Regions from separate parts of the Homo sapiens genome. Here region 2 is linked to region 1. The links are chromatin loops, found by intact Hi-C in ENCODE. Cell type or tissue: GM12878. All regions are shown on one strand. Links, peaks and the distances in the headings refer to the core of each region. The heading gives the core; the rest is flanking DNA. Region 1 has its middle 17 kb from the start of TMPRSS12. Region 2 overlaps SMAGP (small cell adhesion glycoprotein).

Region 1 (8,338 bases), core at 302-8,301:
TCTGCTGCCTTCAGACTTCTGGTGTAGGGCCTTGCTAACTAGACCCAGTTACTTACTCTAGCTGTATGAAACAGGTCAGGGCAAACCATTAATGGTTCCATAAATGCATAACAAATTATTTTCCTGGGTGTTTTTCTAATTGGAATCCAATGTGGGGCTTATCAAATTTTTAAGTGATTATAGTCCAAACATGAAATTAGACTTCCAAAATGCAAAAGACTAATCAAATTATTTCCTTAGTTCAACTTGCTATTTTACTTATCAATTTACTCATTTATATATTATATTGATAGAAATAGATTATTGTCCACAAACACATATAGGGCATATAAGATATTCCTTTAATATTGAACAGAGCAGGAAGAATGGGCATTTGTTAGCATTTTGGAATTCTTACTGTATTTATTCATTCAGCAATTATTATATTGCAACTACTAGGTTAAACCTGCATTCTCCAATTAAAATATGAGGTCACAGTAGTGATATAAAAATGTGTATTAGGCCAGGCGGGTGGCTCACACCTGTAGTCCCAGCACTTTGGGAGGCTGAGGCATTGGGATTGTGTGGCACCAGGAGTTTGGGACCAGCATGGGCAACATGGTGAAACCCTGCCTCTACAAAATGTGCAAAAATTAGCTGGGCAAGGTGGCAGGAACCTGTAGTCTCAGCTACTCGGGAGGCTGAGGTAGGAGGATAGCTTAAGCCCAGGAGGTCAAGGCTACTGTGAGCTGTGATTGCACAACTGCACACCAGCCTAGATGACAGAGCAAGACCATGTCTCAAAAAATGTGTATTATGGCTTGGAATTATATAATGAGTTGTCATGATGGCAGTTCAAATTCCCACAAAAGATGCTATAAAGCTGATAAAAAGTGAATTAGACTAAGGGCTTGACAGCTACTTTAAAGGAAAAATCACAGGTTATAGTAAAACAAAAATTATTTCATAGCTTTACGAAGTACATCAAAACCTAATCATAATAATCATTACATTATTTACTCTGTTGTACAAAGTAGAGTTTTTTTGTCGTTTGTTTGTTGTTTTTTTGAGACAGAGTCTCGCTCTATCACCCAGGCTGGAGTGCAGTGTCCCACTCTTGGCTCACTGCAACCTCCGCCTCCTGGGTTCAAGCAATTCTGCCTCAGCCTCCCAAGTAGCTGGGATTACAGGCGTGCGTCACCACGCCAAGCTAATTTTTGTATTTTTAGTAGAGGCGGGGCTTCATCATGTTGGCCAGGCTGATCTCGAACTCCTGACCTCAAGTGATCCGCCCACCTTGGCCTCCCAAAGTGCTGTGATTACAGGTGTGAGCCACCTCGCCTGGCCTGTTTTTAATAAGTACTGTTTGTTTTACTATAAAAGTGAAGGAACGCATACCTCAAGGTAGTAGAATTCAGAAGGCTGTTCTAGGAGAGTTTGGCAGGAATTTTTGAGGGACAGTCATTTGGAGGAGGTTTAGGCCATTTAACACCCCCTCCTCCCACTTTTTTTTTTTTCTTCTGGAGACACAGTCTTGCTCTGCTCTGTTGCCCAGACTGGAGTGCAGTGGTGCAATCTTGGCTCACTGCAACCTCCATCTCCCAGGCTTAAGTGATTCTCGTGCCTCAGCCTCCCGAGTAGCTGGGGTTTATAGGCCTGTGCCACCACACCCGGCTAATTTTTGTAGTTTTTAGTAGAGGTGAGGTTTCTCATGTTGGCCAGGCTAGTCTCGAACTCCTGGCCTCAAGTGATCCACCCACCTCGGCCTCCCAAAGTGCTGGGATTATAGGCATGAGCCACTGTGCCTGCCATCCCCTCCTCCCACTTTTGAGAGAGAGATTCTGATAACCATCTCCCTTTATTGGTGTAAATTTTTTTGTAGCAGACATAGGTAGGCATTAGAGACCGTATCTCTCTGCCATTGCGTGGTTGAGATCCTTTTCCTCTCTCTATATAGAGGAAATATATAAATATATGTATATTTTTATATATATAATCTATTATATATAATATAGATTATATAATCTATATTATATAATCTATATTATATATAATATAGATTTTATATATATAATCTATATTATATTATATATAATATATATTATATTATATATAATATATATTTTAATTATATATATAATAAAAATATATAATTAAATTATATAATATATATATAAATATATATATATTTTCTTTTTTTGAGGTGGAGTCTCACTCTGTCGCCCAGGCTGAAGTGCAGTGGCACGATCTTGGCTCACTGTAATCTCTGCCTCCCGAGTTCAAGCGATTCTCCTGCCTCAGCCTCTCGAGTATCTGGGATTACAGACGTGCGCAACCATGCCTGTCTAATTTTTGTATTTTTATTAGAGACGGTTCTGCCATGTTGGCCAGGCTAGTCTCGACCTCCTGACCTCAGGCGATCTTGGCTGGGAATACAGGCGTCAGCCACTGTGCCTGGCCTTCCCTCAATATTGATAGGGTTACATGCAGCAGTTTGCTGCCTTCAGTAAGTGTATATAACAATTTTTAACTGGTAAATTATGTATCAATCTAAAATTGTTTTAAGTCCAAGGTTCCCTATGTACATAATATACATAGTCATGTAATTTCCTTAATACTAAAATTTATTGAGTGCTTAGGCGCCAGGAAATGTGTTCAGGTAATGCTAAAGTAGTGCCATTCATACATTCAGCAGATACTTATCGAAGGCCTTTTCTATTCCAAGCATTACTAGGAAAAAAGTGATGAACGAAGCCGTGTTACAGCTCGTGTTGAACTTAGGTCTTAATGTCATCCTTGAGACTGGTATTTGCCTAAGGTTATATAAGCATTATTAAGGGATCTAAGATTTAAACCCAATTTCTAACTGCCCACTCTAAAATATTAATAGTAGTCCCTCCCCAGTACCCCTAACACAACCCTTATTAAACTCTAGGAGGAGACTGTCTAATTTTGTGCTCTGCTATCTCCCCACAGTCTAGGAAACCATCCCCACAGTCTAATCTAGTTCACTGGAGGGCTTCATAATGCAGATGCTCCTTTACTGTTTTATTGTTTGTGGTTTTTGTTGTTGTTGTTGCTGTTGTTTATTTGAGACGGAGCTTTGCTCTTGTTGCCCAGGCTGGAGTGCAATGGCGTGATCTCAGCTCACTGCAACCTCCGCCTCCCGGGTTCAAATGATTCTCCTGCCTCAGCCTCCGGAGTAGCTGGGATTACAGGCACGTGCCACCACGCCTGGCTAATTTTTGTATTTTTAGTAGAGATGGGGTTTCACCTTGGTCAGGCTGTTCTCGAACTCGTGACCTCAGGTGACCCACCCGCCTTGGTCTCCCAAAGTGCTGGGATTACAGGTGTGCACGCCTGACCTCCTCTACTGTTAATGATGGAGTTATATCCTGATAAACCCATGGTAAGTTGAAAGTATTGTAAATTAAAAATTCATTTAATACACCTAACCTAGCAAACATCATAGCTTAGCCTGGCCTACCTTAGACGTGCTCAGAATGCTTAGATTACCCTATAGGTAAATCATCTGGCAACACAGTAGACTGCAGAGTAACAGTTGTTAACCCTCTTGATCACATGGCTGACTGGGAGCTGCGGCTCTCTGCCACTGCCCAGCATTGCCAGAGTATTATACTGAATATCACCAGCCCAGGAAAAGATCAAAATTTGAAGCGTGTTTCCTAATGAATGAGTATCGTTTTCACACCATCATAAAGTCAAAAAATTGTAAGTTGAACCATTGTAAGTTGGGAACTTTGTTAAATCAATGAAGGTCTGAGTTCAAACTCACTAAGGTACAGACAGGTTTGAAACTTTGCCCAAGGTTACACAGTAAATAAGAAAACCAGGGTTCATACCTAGGTCTGATAAACTCCAAAGTTGTTTTAACTATCAGAATATACCTTCTTTCTTACGTGTGGTGTGGAAGAGTCTGAAAAACTTTATTCCATTGCGTCATAACCTATTATGAAAGACTTTAAAGGTTTTATTTAAATGTGTCCACTAGATGGCAACCCTCCATTTTAAAATCACAGAAGTTTTACACACTGATTTACACAGCTCTAACTCCAAAATTACTTTTTTTCTTTCCTGTTTTTTTTTTTTTTTTTTTTGAAACATGGTCTTGCCATGTTGCCCAGGTTGACCTTGAACTAGTGAGCTCAAGCAGTCCACCTACCTTGGCCTCCCAAAGTGCTGAGATTAGAGGCATGAGCCACCATGCCCAGCCCAGTCCCTGTTTTAATATTTACACAGATCCATAAATAATGCATGCTGGATTGCAGTATTTTTTTTAGAAGTTTATAAATGGTACCTTAATACTGTATCATTCCATAAATGAACGATCAAGTAGACCAGAGGAAATTTAGTGAGGAACGTAGGTATGGTGATTTAATAATTAATTTTGGAACAAAATGATCAAAGTTTTGCCCAACTGACAGCTCTTAGAATTTAATGCCGCATCTGGGGAAAAGGCTTGCCAATTTTTTTTTTTAATTCAGAAAAGCTGCAAATAACATAGGCTAAGTTTACAAAACATTTAAACAAAAACTGCCTTAGAGTTCTTAGCAATAAATTTTTTAAAAGGAAAAGGCCACATCTTGCCAGCTGTAGTCAAAGATAATCAAAATAAATGGAATTCCTATGAATTAACTATGTACTAAGTATTGTGGTAGGTGAAGGATGCCAAATACATATGAACCATGGTTTTTCACAAGCTCAAACTCTGCTTCTGGAGATGACAAAAGAGAACAAAAGGGCCCTCAACTTTTCACTTTATCATTGTGCACAAACACCTAGAATTCTATACCCAGTAAAAACACTCATCAATCCAAAAGACAAGAAAGGAGAGAAAAAGAAAGAAACAGGTGGGACAAACAGCCCAAAATAAGATGGTAGAAATCAATCCATATGTATCAATAATCATAATAAATGTAAACAAACTGGGCATTTTAGTTAAATGACAAAGATTGTCAGGTTGAATTAGGAAATAATATCTAACTATATGGTACTTATAAGAGGTAAATCTAAAATATAAGGAAACAGCAGGGCTGAAGACTTGGTACTTTAAGTAAAAACATGGAAAAAGTTATACCAAATATTAGCCAAAAGCAAGCTGGCATAACTATATTGAACAAGATAGACTTTAAAGCAAAAATAATTACTTGGGACAAAATCAGCCACTAAAAAAAATAAAAGACTCAGGTCTGGCGTCATGGCTCACACCTGTAATCATAGCACTTTGGGAGGCCGAGGTGGGCGGATCACCTGAGGTCAGGAGTTCGAGATCAGCCTGACCAATATAATGAAACCCCATCTCTACTAAAACAATAAATAAATAAAAAATACAAAAATTAGGCAGGCATGGTGGCATATGCCTATAATCCCAGCTACTCAGGAGGCTGAGACAGGAGAATTGCTTGAACCCAGGAGGCAGAGGTTGCAGTGAGCCAAGATAATGCCATTGCATTCCAGCCTGGACAAGAGTGAAACTGCCTCAAAAAAAAAAATTTAAAAATAAAAATAAAAGATTCAATTAACCTAGAAGATAAAACACATCTAAACTTCAGCACACCTAATACAGGACCTGGATGTTAAGCAAAATAAATATGAGAAATTTTTTTAAAACTACAATCTTAGTAGATTTTTAACATAGCTCTCTTATAATTGATATAAAAGGCAGGAAAATATCAGCTAAGATGGGGAGTTGAACAATGAGTAAACTTGACCTAATAGATATACTGAATTTCATCAATTGTAAGGCACCACTGATTGTAAGGCACACTATTATTTTAAATACCACTAAGAAAGAAAAACCACTGCCAAGTAAACTATGCCATTGTCATTGTGGTAAGATGCATGCTGATTCCAGAGATGTTTAAATGTGATCTGTGTGCACCTATAATCAGTGAAATTCGAGGCAGAATACACTACACAACTTCAGATAGTTCTTTTCAAACACGAGTGTTTATGAAAACATACCACATATTGGACAATAAAGTAAGTCTCAACAAATAATTTTCAAAGGATTGGTTTCACAGAGACCATATCCCGCCGATTTATATGTGTTTATCCTTTCAACAAAATCATACTATCTTGATTACTGGAGCTTCATAAAAAGTCTTGAAGTCCAGTTATGTAAGTTCTTTAAATTTTGTTGTTTTTAAAAAAATTATCTTGGCTATTCTAGTTCCTTTGTCTTTTTATATAAATTTTAGAATCAGCTTGTCTATATTCACAAAAAAAAAGCCTGCTGGGATTTTGATTAGAATTGCTTTAAACCTATGTACAATTTGGGAAGAACTGGTATCTTAACAATATTGAGTGTTTCCCATGAACACAATCTCTCTCTCTCCATTTATTTAGTTTATTTGGTGAGGTCATGTGTTCCTGGATGGTGTTGATGCTTGTAGATGTTCTTTGCTATCTGGGCATTGAAGAGTTAGGTATTTATTGTAGTCTTCACAGTCTGGGCTTGTTTGTGCCCTTCCTTCTTGGTAAGGCTTTCTAGATATTTGAAGGGACTTGGACCCCAAGCACAATAACGCCGTGGTTTTTGTAGGCTTACAGAGGTACCGCCTTGGTAGTCTTCGATAAGATCCAGAAGAATTCTCTGGATTACCAGGCAGACTCTTGTTCTCCTCCCTTACTTTCTCCCAAACACACAGAGTCTGTCTCTCTGTGCTGAGGCATCTGGAACTGGGGCTGTGGTGATGCAAGCACCTCTGTGACCACCACCACTGGAACTGCACTGGGTCAGACCTGATGCCAGCACAGCATTGGGCTTTGCCCAAGGCCCTTCCCTTCAAGGTGGCAAGTTTCCCTAAGCCCAGGCATGTCCAGAGATGCTGTCTGGGAGCCAGGGATTGGAGTCAAAAACTTTAGCAATTTACCTGATGTCCTATTCTACTGTGGCTAAGCTGGTACTCAAACCACAATACAAAGTCCTTCCCACTCTTCCCTCCATTTTCCACAGGCAACGGAGCCTCTCCCTGTGGCCACCACCACCACTGGCCCATGGGTGGTTCTGCCAGGCCACTGCCGATGTTTGCTTAAAGCCCAAGGGCTCTTCTATCAGCTTGTGGTCAATGCTGCCAGGTCTGGGACTCACCCTTCAGGGCAGTGGGTCCCCCTCTGGCCCAGGACAGGTCCAGAAATGCTATCCAAGAGCCTAGCCCCGGATTCAGGGAACCCCAAGAGCTTGCTTGTTGCTCTAGCCTACTGTGGCCGAGCTGGTACCTCGGGTGCAAGAAAAAGTCCCCTTTGCTTTCCCCTCTACTTTTCTCAAACACAAGGAGTCTTTCACCATAGCCACCACAGCTGGGAATGTGCTGGGTCTCCCTTGAAGCCAGCATGTTTCTTTAGTCAGCAGGTGATAAATCCTGCCAAGATTGGATCCTTCTCTTCAAGGCAGCAGGTTCCCTTTTGGCTCAGGGTGTGTCTAGAAATGTTGTCTGGGAGCTCAGGCCTAAATGGAGGCCTCATGACTCTGCCCAGTGCCCTACCCTTCTGTGACTGAGCTGGTATCCAAGATGCAAGACAAAGTCCTCTTTACTCTCCGCTCTCCTCTCCTTAAACAAAGGAAGGACTCACTTTCGTTGCTATGAGATGTACTGCCTGGGGCTGGGGGAGGGATGGTGCTAGCCCTCCCTTAGCTGTGCCAGCTGGTGTCACCTGAGGTCATGTGCCACCCTAGTTCACTGTCTCTAAGCCCAGCCTAGCACTAGGGGTTGCCTAGGAATTGCAGTCCTTGTGTCCTAGACTGCCTTTCAAGTATACCTGGGACTCCAGAGCACTACAGCCCGCGGTGGTGAGGCTTGCTGTGAAACTCAAATTCCAACTGCTGGGATGGGCAATTTTTCCTAGCCCCGGCTAGGGCTGGTCCAAATGCCCCCTCTATGCATGGGCACTGGTTCCACTCTCACAGGTCAGCACTGAGTTCAGTGTAAAGTCACTGTCACTCCCCAAAGCACACAGATGCTCTCTGTGCGCTGCAAGGCCACTGCCAGGGGACTCTGGAGGGGTGTTAGACTCAAGATTGTCTCTCCTGCCCTCCTAATGCCTCTTTTGGCAATGCGAAGTTAAAACCAGGTACTGTGACTGCTCACCCAATTTTTATTTCTTGTGACAGTGCTTTTCTGTGTGCAGTTAGTTGTTAAATTTGGTGCTCCAGTGGATGGGAGATGAACAGTTTAGGCTTCTATTCTGCCATCTTGCTCTGTGCCTCTCTCCATTTATTTAGATCTTTGAGACAGGGTCTCACGCTGTCACTCAGGCTGGAGTGCAGTGGTGCCATCACAGCTCACTGCAGCCTCAACCTCCCCAGCCTCAAGCGTTCCTCCTACCTCAGCCTCCC
Region 2 (8,338 bases), core at 192-8,191, 430 kb after region 1:
TGTGGAACTGCTTGCTTGCTTGCTGGTGCAGAGAAATTCTCAAATATTTTGGGGTCACAGAAGTCTTCTGTGTCAACTGTTGTGAGAGCTGAGGAAAAATGGTTTTAGAGTTTGTCTAGAACAGTTATACATTTTTTTTTTTTAAGATGGAGTCTTGCTCCATTGCCCAGGCTGGAGTGCAGTGGCGCAATCTCGGCTCACTGCAACTTCCACCTCCTGGCTCAAGCGATTCTTCTGCCTCAGCCTCCTGAGTAGCTGGGATTACAGGTGTGTGCCACCATGCCCAGTTAATTTTTGTATTTTCAGTAGAGACAGGGTTTCACCATGTTGGCCAGGCTGGTCTCGAACTCCTGGCCTCGAGTGATCCACCTGCCTCGGCCTCCCAAAGTGCTGGGATTACAGGTGTGAGCCACTGTGCCTCGCCTATACATATGGATTCATTCATCCATTCTCATCTGTTACCCACAGGAACTATATTAACCAACATTGCAGTTCTATTATGAAGATTAAATGAGAGAACATGTAAACATCATATAGTAGCTACTACTTAAATATTATTTAAGGTGACTTTGTTAATATGCTTAGTGATTAAAAGGGCCAGGCATGGTGGCTCATGCCTGTAATCCCAGCACTTTGGGAGACCAAGGTGGGAAGATCGCTTGAGGCCAGGAGTTTGAGACCAGCCTGGGCAACACAGTAAGACTCTGTCTACAAAAAAAAAAAAAAAAAAAATGTAAAAATTAGCCAGGTGTGGTAATATGCGCCTGTAGTCCCAGATACTCATGAGGCTGAAGTGGGAAGATTGCTTGAGCCCAGGGGGTTAAGCCTGCAATGAGCCAGCACTGCATTACTGAATTGTTGGGCAACAGAGTAATGAGACCCTGTCTCAAAAAAATAAATTAATTAAAGGGAGAGTTGCTCTGGGTTTGAATCCTGCCTAAGCATATTACTAGGTGACCTTGAGGAAGTTACTAAACCTCTCTGAACCTGGTTGTTGTTGTTGTTGTGTTTTTTTTTTGTTTTTTTTTTGTTGTTGTTGTTGAGACAAGGATCTCACTATGTTGCTCAGGCTGGAGTGCAATGGTGCAATCTTGGCTCACTGCGGCCTCAACCTCCTGACCTCAAGCAATCTTCCTGCCTTGGCCTCCCAAAATGCTGGGATTATAAGCGTGTGCCACCACACCTGGCAGTACCTCAGTTTCTTGATTTGTGAAATGGGAGTGTGGTGTACAGCTTCTAAGATGGCTCACAATGATTTCTGCCTCCTGGTATTGACATCTTTGAGCATGCCTCTCCTCTGGTATATGGGTTGAACCTGGTGACTTGCTTTTAACAGATGATGGCAAAAATGATGGCATGTAACTTCTGAGATTAGGTTATACAACACTGTGACTCCCATCAAAGGGAAGCCCTGAAGTTTATCTACCTGGTCATGACTTCACACATTTCACCATGCACTTTCCTCCCCAAATCGCCCAGGGCTGCAATCCATCTTCCTACCATGGATCTAGAGTTCTATACAGTTGTTCCTAGTTTTGCTTTCTTTAAACATTTTGAGAATTTAGGATGTACAAAGCATTGAGAAGATTAATGTATATCAGAAGCTTGAAGATGAGTAATTTGTGTTCAATCATCAACAGTAACTTACTTTGTACATTAGGTTTAGTGTGGTAGCTCACGCCTGTAATCCCAACACTTTGGGAGGCGGAGGCAGGAGGATTGCTTGAGGCCAGGAGTTTGAGACTAATCTGGACAATATAGCAAGACACCATCTCTATTTGTTTTTTAAAAATAATATATGGAGGAGGCTGGGTGCAGTGGCTCACGCCTGTAATTCCAGCACCTTGGGAGGCCAAGGCAGGTGGATCGCTTGAGCCCAGGAGTTGGAGACCAGCCTGGGCAACATAGCCAGACTCCCATCTCTACAAAAAAAAAAAAAAAAAAAAAGTTAGCCAGACATGGTGGCACACACCTGTAGTCCCAGCTACTCGGTAAACTTGAGGTGAGAGGATCACTGGAGCCCAGGAGGTCCAGGCTGCAGTGAGCTGTGATTGTGCCACTGTACTCTAGTCTGGGTGACAGAGTGAGACCCTGTTTCAGAAAAAAAAAAAAAAAGAATAAAGGTGGGAGGAAACCAGATGATCACAATTAAATACAGACAGTTGTGCTACAAAGTGCTTCTTTAACATGAACTGGCTCACTGGTGATAGGTAACTTAAGGGAACGATGTCAGTGTAATGCAGAAGTCATGTTGGTTTATATGTGACTTCTTTATTTTTAGTTTATTTTCAGTTATCTATTCTTTAATTTTTTTAAATTGAGCAGCCCCTAGAACCAAAAGAGGTTCAGAGGACTCCCCACCCTCTTTAGCTTTAATGTTTAACATGATCAGAAGCAAGCTTTCTCACAACTAGAGAATATTTTAGCCATACAGGAAGACCTTAAGAAAAAAATTCTACAGAATGCCTTGCTGCGATGCAGCTATTGGTCAGTTTCCACTTATATGAAGCCATCTGGTGAAGCAGAAAGTGCAGATGAAGAAAGGTGCAAAGAAATTTACCTCAATATTTAAACGATGACAAGAAGGCAGACTCTACATCAGATTTTTTTTTTTTTTTCCAGACAGAGTCTCGCTCTGTCACCCAGGCTGGAGTGCAGTGGCGCGATGTTGGCTCACTGCAACCTCTGTCTCCCAGGTTCTAGCGATTCTCCTGCCTCAGCCTCCCGAGTAGCTGGGACTACAGGCGCATGTCACCACGCCCGGCTAATTTTTTGTATTTTTTAGTAGAGACGGGGTTTCACCATATTAGCCAGGATGGTCTTGATCTCCTGACCTCGTGATCTGCCCGCCTCGGCCTCCCAAAGTGCTGGGATTACAGGTATGAGCCACTGTGCCCGGCCTATTATTATTATTTTTGAGGCCAAGTCTCACTGTGTCACCCAGGCTGGAGTGCAGTGGCTTCATCTCGGCTCACTGCAACCTCCGCCCCCTGGGTTCAAGCAATTCTCCTGCCTCAGCCTCCCAAGTAGCTGGAATTACAGGCATGTGCCACCACACCCGGCTAATTTTTGTATTTTTTAGTAGAGACAGTTTTGCCATGTTGGCCAGGCTGGTCTCAGACTCCTGACCTCAGGTGATCCGCCCTCCTCAGCCTCCCAAAGTGTTGGGATTACAGGCGTGAGCCACATCGCCCCCCGAAGGACAATTTAAAAAGCATTATATTTGCAACAAGAACAAAGAAAAAGCTAGGCTTCTTTGGGCCTGAGGGGTCAGGTTGGAGGTAACAGAGAAAGCAGAATTCCCTCAGGCCTTTTCACCTCTGTTTCCTATCAAAGAGAATCATTTTTTTGCACTAAGGAGCAGTGGAGCCTTTGGGGACATGGGGGAAGTGAGCTCAAGAGAAGCAAAGAAACCCAGCAAGCACCAGACTAATCTAAAAGGGACCAGATATGACAGCCAAAGGCACTGCAAGAACTTGTAAATGGGATTTCTGTTGGTGACATAGGAGCTTCTGAGAAAGAGAAAGGGGTCGGGAACCTGAAGGGGCCATGGAAGGAAGGTGGAGTCCATAAAGCAATGGTGAGCTTGATGTGACTCCCCAGCAAAGTTCTAGAACACACTATTACGGCCTGTTTGGGGGGCTTTGAACTCGAAACAGCAAGCATTAGAAGTCAGAATGGGACTACTGAGAGCAAGCTGGGTCAGATAAGCTGCACAGCCTTCTTAGACTGAGATTCCAGGTTCCTAGACAGGGAAATTAAACAGTTAGTTCAACAAGAATTTACTGAGTGTGTACTCTGTGCCAGGCTCTGGGCTTCTATCAGTGAACAACACAGGCAAAAACCCTTACCTTTAAAGTTCCTGCCAGGATTAAACAGAATTACCCAGCAATCTCATTGCTGGGTGGGTATGATCCCGCAATCCCACTTCTAGGTATATACCCAAAAGAAATGAATGGACTTCAACTGATACTTGTATATCATGTTCATAGGAGCATTATGCAATAGCTAAATAAAAGGTGAAATAACCCAAATGTCCAACAGTAGATAAATGGATAAACAAAATGTGGTATATACATACCCTTAAAGAGGAAGGAAATTCTAAAAAAAAACAAAAAACAAAAAAGGAAGGAATTCAGACATATACTACAACATGGATGAACCTTGAGGACATGACACTAAGTGAAATAAGCCAGGCACAAAAGGACAAACATTCCAGCCTGGCCAACGTGGTAAAACCCCGTCTCTACTAAAAATACAAAAATTAGCCGGACGTGGTGGCAGGTGCCTGTAATCCCAGCTACTTGGGAGGCCAAGGCAGGAGAATCACTTGAACCCGGGAGGTAGAGGTTGCAGTGAGCCAAGATCATGCCACTGCACTCCAGCCCAGGCGAAAGAGCGAGACTCTGTCTCAAACAAAAAAAAAGAGGACAAACATTGTATGATTCCACTTATATGATGTGCTTAGAGCAATCAAATTCATAAGACAGAAAGTACTACAGGAGATTGTAAGGGGCTGGAGAAGGGGAAAATGGGGAGTTAATGTTTAATGAGTATAGAGTTTTAGTTTGGGAGGATGAAAAAGTTCTGGAGATGCATAGTGGTGTTGGTGAAGGTATAACAACATGAATGTACTTAATACTGCTGGACTGTACACTTGAAAATGGTTAAAATGGTCAATTTTATGTTATGTATAATTTTACCACAATTAAAAAACCCTCTGTTTATATAATTTACATTTTTAGAGGGGGAAGACAGACAATAAATAAAATAAGGCCGGGCGCGGTGGCTCATGCCTGTAATCCCAGCACTTTGGGAGGCCGAGGCGGGTGGATCATGAGGTCAGGAGTTTGGCACCAGCCTGACCAACATGGCAAAACCCCGTCTCTACTAAAAATACAAAAATTAGCTGGGTGTGGTGGCGTATGCCTGTAGTCCCAGCTACTCAGGAGGCTGAGGCAGGAGAATCACTTGAACCCAGGAGGCGGAGGCTGCAGTGAGCCGAGATTGCACCACTGCACTCCAACCTGGGTGACAGAGAGAGACTCCATCTAAAAAAAAAAGTAAAAATAAATAATTAAATAAGTAAAAGATATGCTATATTAGACGTTAATTAGCGCTATGTAGAAAAATAAGCAGAAAAGAGGATGGAAAGCTGGGATGTGGTTGGAGTTGTGGTTTTAGAGAAGGTTGTCAGGGGAAGCTTTACTGATGAGGTGACTTGAGTGAAGACCTAAAGAAGGTAAGGGAGGCAGTCATGCAAAGAGCTGATTGAGGAACATTCCAGGCAGAGGGGACAGCAAGTTCATGGGAGGGCTGTCCACAGCACTGAAAAACACCCCGGGGCCAGGCATGCTTGGCCTGTTAAATGCACAGTATGGAGGCCCCTGAGTGGGAGTAACGGGGAGAGGAGGAGCAGAGAAAGTCAAGGAGGCCTGTACAACACAGGCCTTGTAGGCCAAGGTAAGGGCTTTTTCAGGGAGTGAGGTGGGAAGCTTTTACAGGTTTTTGGGCAGAGACTGATCAGATTTTTTTTATTATTTATTCACTTACTTATTTTTGAGACAGGGCCTCAGTCTGTCCTCCAGGCTGGAGTGCCATGGTATGATCATGGCTCACTGCAGCCTCCACCTCCCAGGCTCAAGCGATCCTCCTGCCTCAGCCTCTGGAGTAGCTGGGAATACAAGCGTGCACCAACACGCCTGGCTAATTTTGTTATTTTTTGGAGAGACGGGGTCTTGCTATGTTGCCCAGGCTCGTCTCAAAACTCCTGGGCTCAAATGGTTCTCCCTCCTTGGCCTCCCAAAGTGTTGGGATTACAGGCATGTGCCACTGTGCCTGGCCTAGGTTTGTGTTTTAAAGCAATGCTTCTCAAACTTTCTTGTGCATAACAATCTCCTACAGATCTCGTTAAAATGCAGATTCTGATTCAGGAGATCTGAGGTGGGGCCTGATTTCCAAAGACCACACTTGTGAAACCCTGAGACCACCATGTTGAGAGGAACCCCAATCCTGCCTGCTAGAGGATGAGAGGCCATATGGAGGAAAACCAAGCACCCCAGGCTCAGCTGACTGCCAGACATGTGAGGGAGACCATTTTGGCCCTTCTAGTCTAGCAGACCTTCCAGCAGCAATACATGATTGAAACAGGGATTGATTTGAAAGGATCCCTCTGACTACAGTGTGGACAATAGGCTGTGGGAAGGTGGCACACGTGCAGAAGCAGGGTGTACCCTGCACAAGTGCACAGTTGCATCTGCCAAAAGGTGTGCCTTTTTCTTTTTCTTTCTTTTTTTTGAGACAGGGTCTTGCTCTGTTGTCCAGGCTGGAATACAGTGGTGTGATCTCAGCTTATTGCAGCCTCCGCCTCCCGGGTTCACGCAATTTTCCTGCCTCAGACTCCCAAGTAGCTGGGATTACAGGCATGCACCACCATGCCTGGCTAATTTTGTATTTTTAGTAGAGACGGGGTTTCACCATGTTGGCCAGGCTGGTCTTGAACTCCTAACCTCAAGTGATCTGCCCACCTTGGCCTCCCAAAGTGCTGGCATTACAGGTGTGAGCTACCGTGCCCAACCCCTTTTTCTAATTTCCACGACAGCATTGATTGCTTTTGCAGCAGCTCAGTGAGAAAGTGGTGAGATTCTGAATATAATCTGAAGCAAAGACGGACAGGATTGGATGTGGGGTGGAGTCAAGGGTGAAGGCATGGAGTTATGTGAGAGGGGTAAGCCTGCAGGGGGAACAAATTTGGAAGAAACATGATTGCTTACTAGATATCAAAGTTCAGATATGAAGATTAGAATTTGGAGGCCAGGTGCGGTGGCTCACGCCTGTAATCTTAGCACTTTGGGAGGCTGAGGCCAGAGGATCACTTGACCTCAGGAGTTCAAGAGCAGCCTGGGCAACATAGTGGGACCTCAGCTCTATTTAAAAAAACACAAACAAGCCGGGCGCGGTGGCTCACGCCAGTAATCCCAGCAATTTGGGAGGCAGAGGCAGGCGGATCACCTGAGGTCAGCAGTTCAAGACCAGCCTGACCAACATGGAGAAACCCCATCTCTACTAAAAATACAAAATTAGCCGGGGTGGTGGCGCATGCCTGTAATCCCAGCTACTCGGGAGGCTGAGGCAGGAGAATCGCTTGAACCCAGGAGGCGGAGGTTGCGGCGAGCTGAGATCGTGCCATTGCACTCCAGCCTGGGCAATGAGAGCGAAACTCCGTCTCAAAACAAACAAACAAACAAACAAAAAAAACACAAACAAACAAAACCTCCCCCCCACCCAAAAAAAGATATATATATATATTCTTATATATGGTACTAGAGGTTGAAAAGTCATTAGATATTTAAGACCATAGACTGGGTGAGATCACCCAGGAGTAAGTGCAGATAAAGAGAACCCAAGACTGAGCCCAAGGAGACTGGGGAGTAGCAGCCAAACAGCTTTTGCCATGCAGAGATCATAAACGACCTTTACAAGAGAAGTTTTGGTGAAGTGCTGGATACAAACCCGTAATTTAGGGTGGGTTCAAGGAAGAAATGGAAGGAGAGGAACTGAAGGCAGAATATAAATAAATGCTTACACAAAATTTCTCTGTAAAGGTGAGTAGAGAAAGGCTGTGACTGGAGGGGAAAGGGAGTTCAAATTTGTTTGTTTTTCTGATGGGAGAAATGCCAGCATGTTTGCATACAGATGAGAATGACCCAGATGAGAGGCACAATTGATGATGCACAAGAGTCCTTGAAGGGATGAGATCTAGAGCACAGAGGGGCTGGGGGGCTGGCTGCAGACAGCAGCAGAGACAGTGCCATTGGAATAGGAGGAAAAGCAGAGTATATGGGCACAAATGCAGGTGGCAGGTTGATGGTGAGGGTGCGAGCCTTTGGCAGTTCTCTTCTGATAACTTTAATTTGCTCAAGAAAATAGGATCTTAACTGGGCCCAGTGGCTTGTGCCTATAATCCCAGCACTTTGAGAGGCCGAGTGGGGAGAATTGTTTGGGGCCAGGGCCAGGAGTTCAAGACAAGCCTGGGCAACATAGTGAGACCTTTGTATACATTTTTTTTTTTTGAGACAGTCTTGCTCTGTCACCCAGGCTGGAGTGCAGTGGTGCCACCTTGGGTCACTGTAACCTCCTCCTCCCAGGTTATAATGATTCTCTTGCCTTAGTCTCCCGAGTACCTGGGATTACAGGTACCCACCACTACACTTGGCTAATTTTTGCATTTTTAGTAGAGATGGGGTTTCACCCTGTTGGCCAGGCTGGTCTCGAACTCCTGACCTCAGGTGATCTGCCTGTCTTGGCCTCTCAAAGTGCTGGGATTACAGGTGTGAGC

What was found. A loop is a pair of places that touch in the nucleus more often than their neighbours do. Peaks named below come from ENCODE experiments on the same cell type or tissue, not always from the same donor. Only the 100,000 strongest peaks of a DNase experiment are listed, where the experiment ranks them.
Region 2: a loop joins it to region 1, with 3 times the contacts of the local background. A loop is called at or near these places in 5 of 110 quality-filtered maps.

Annotation. Positions count from the first base shown.
Region 1 is chr12:50,821,558-50,829,895 of GRCh38, forward strand. No RefSeq gene overlaps it. Among named protein-coding and RNA genes, the nearest start is that of TMPRSS12, 17 kb to the right of the region's middle. In GM12878, for the core only: a CTCF peak has its summit at 3,989 (motif pointing right); a DNase peak (open chromatin) is centred at 3,994.
Region 2 is chr12:51,249,493-51,257,830 of GRCh38, forward strand. The region is part of intron 2 of SMAGP (small cell adhesion glycoprotein); the gene reads right to left. Among named protein-coding and RNA genes, the nearest start is that of DAZAP2, 15 kb to the left of the region's middle. In GM12878, for the core only: a CTCF peak has its summit at 3,205; no DNase peak of the experiment used is centred there.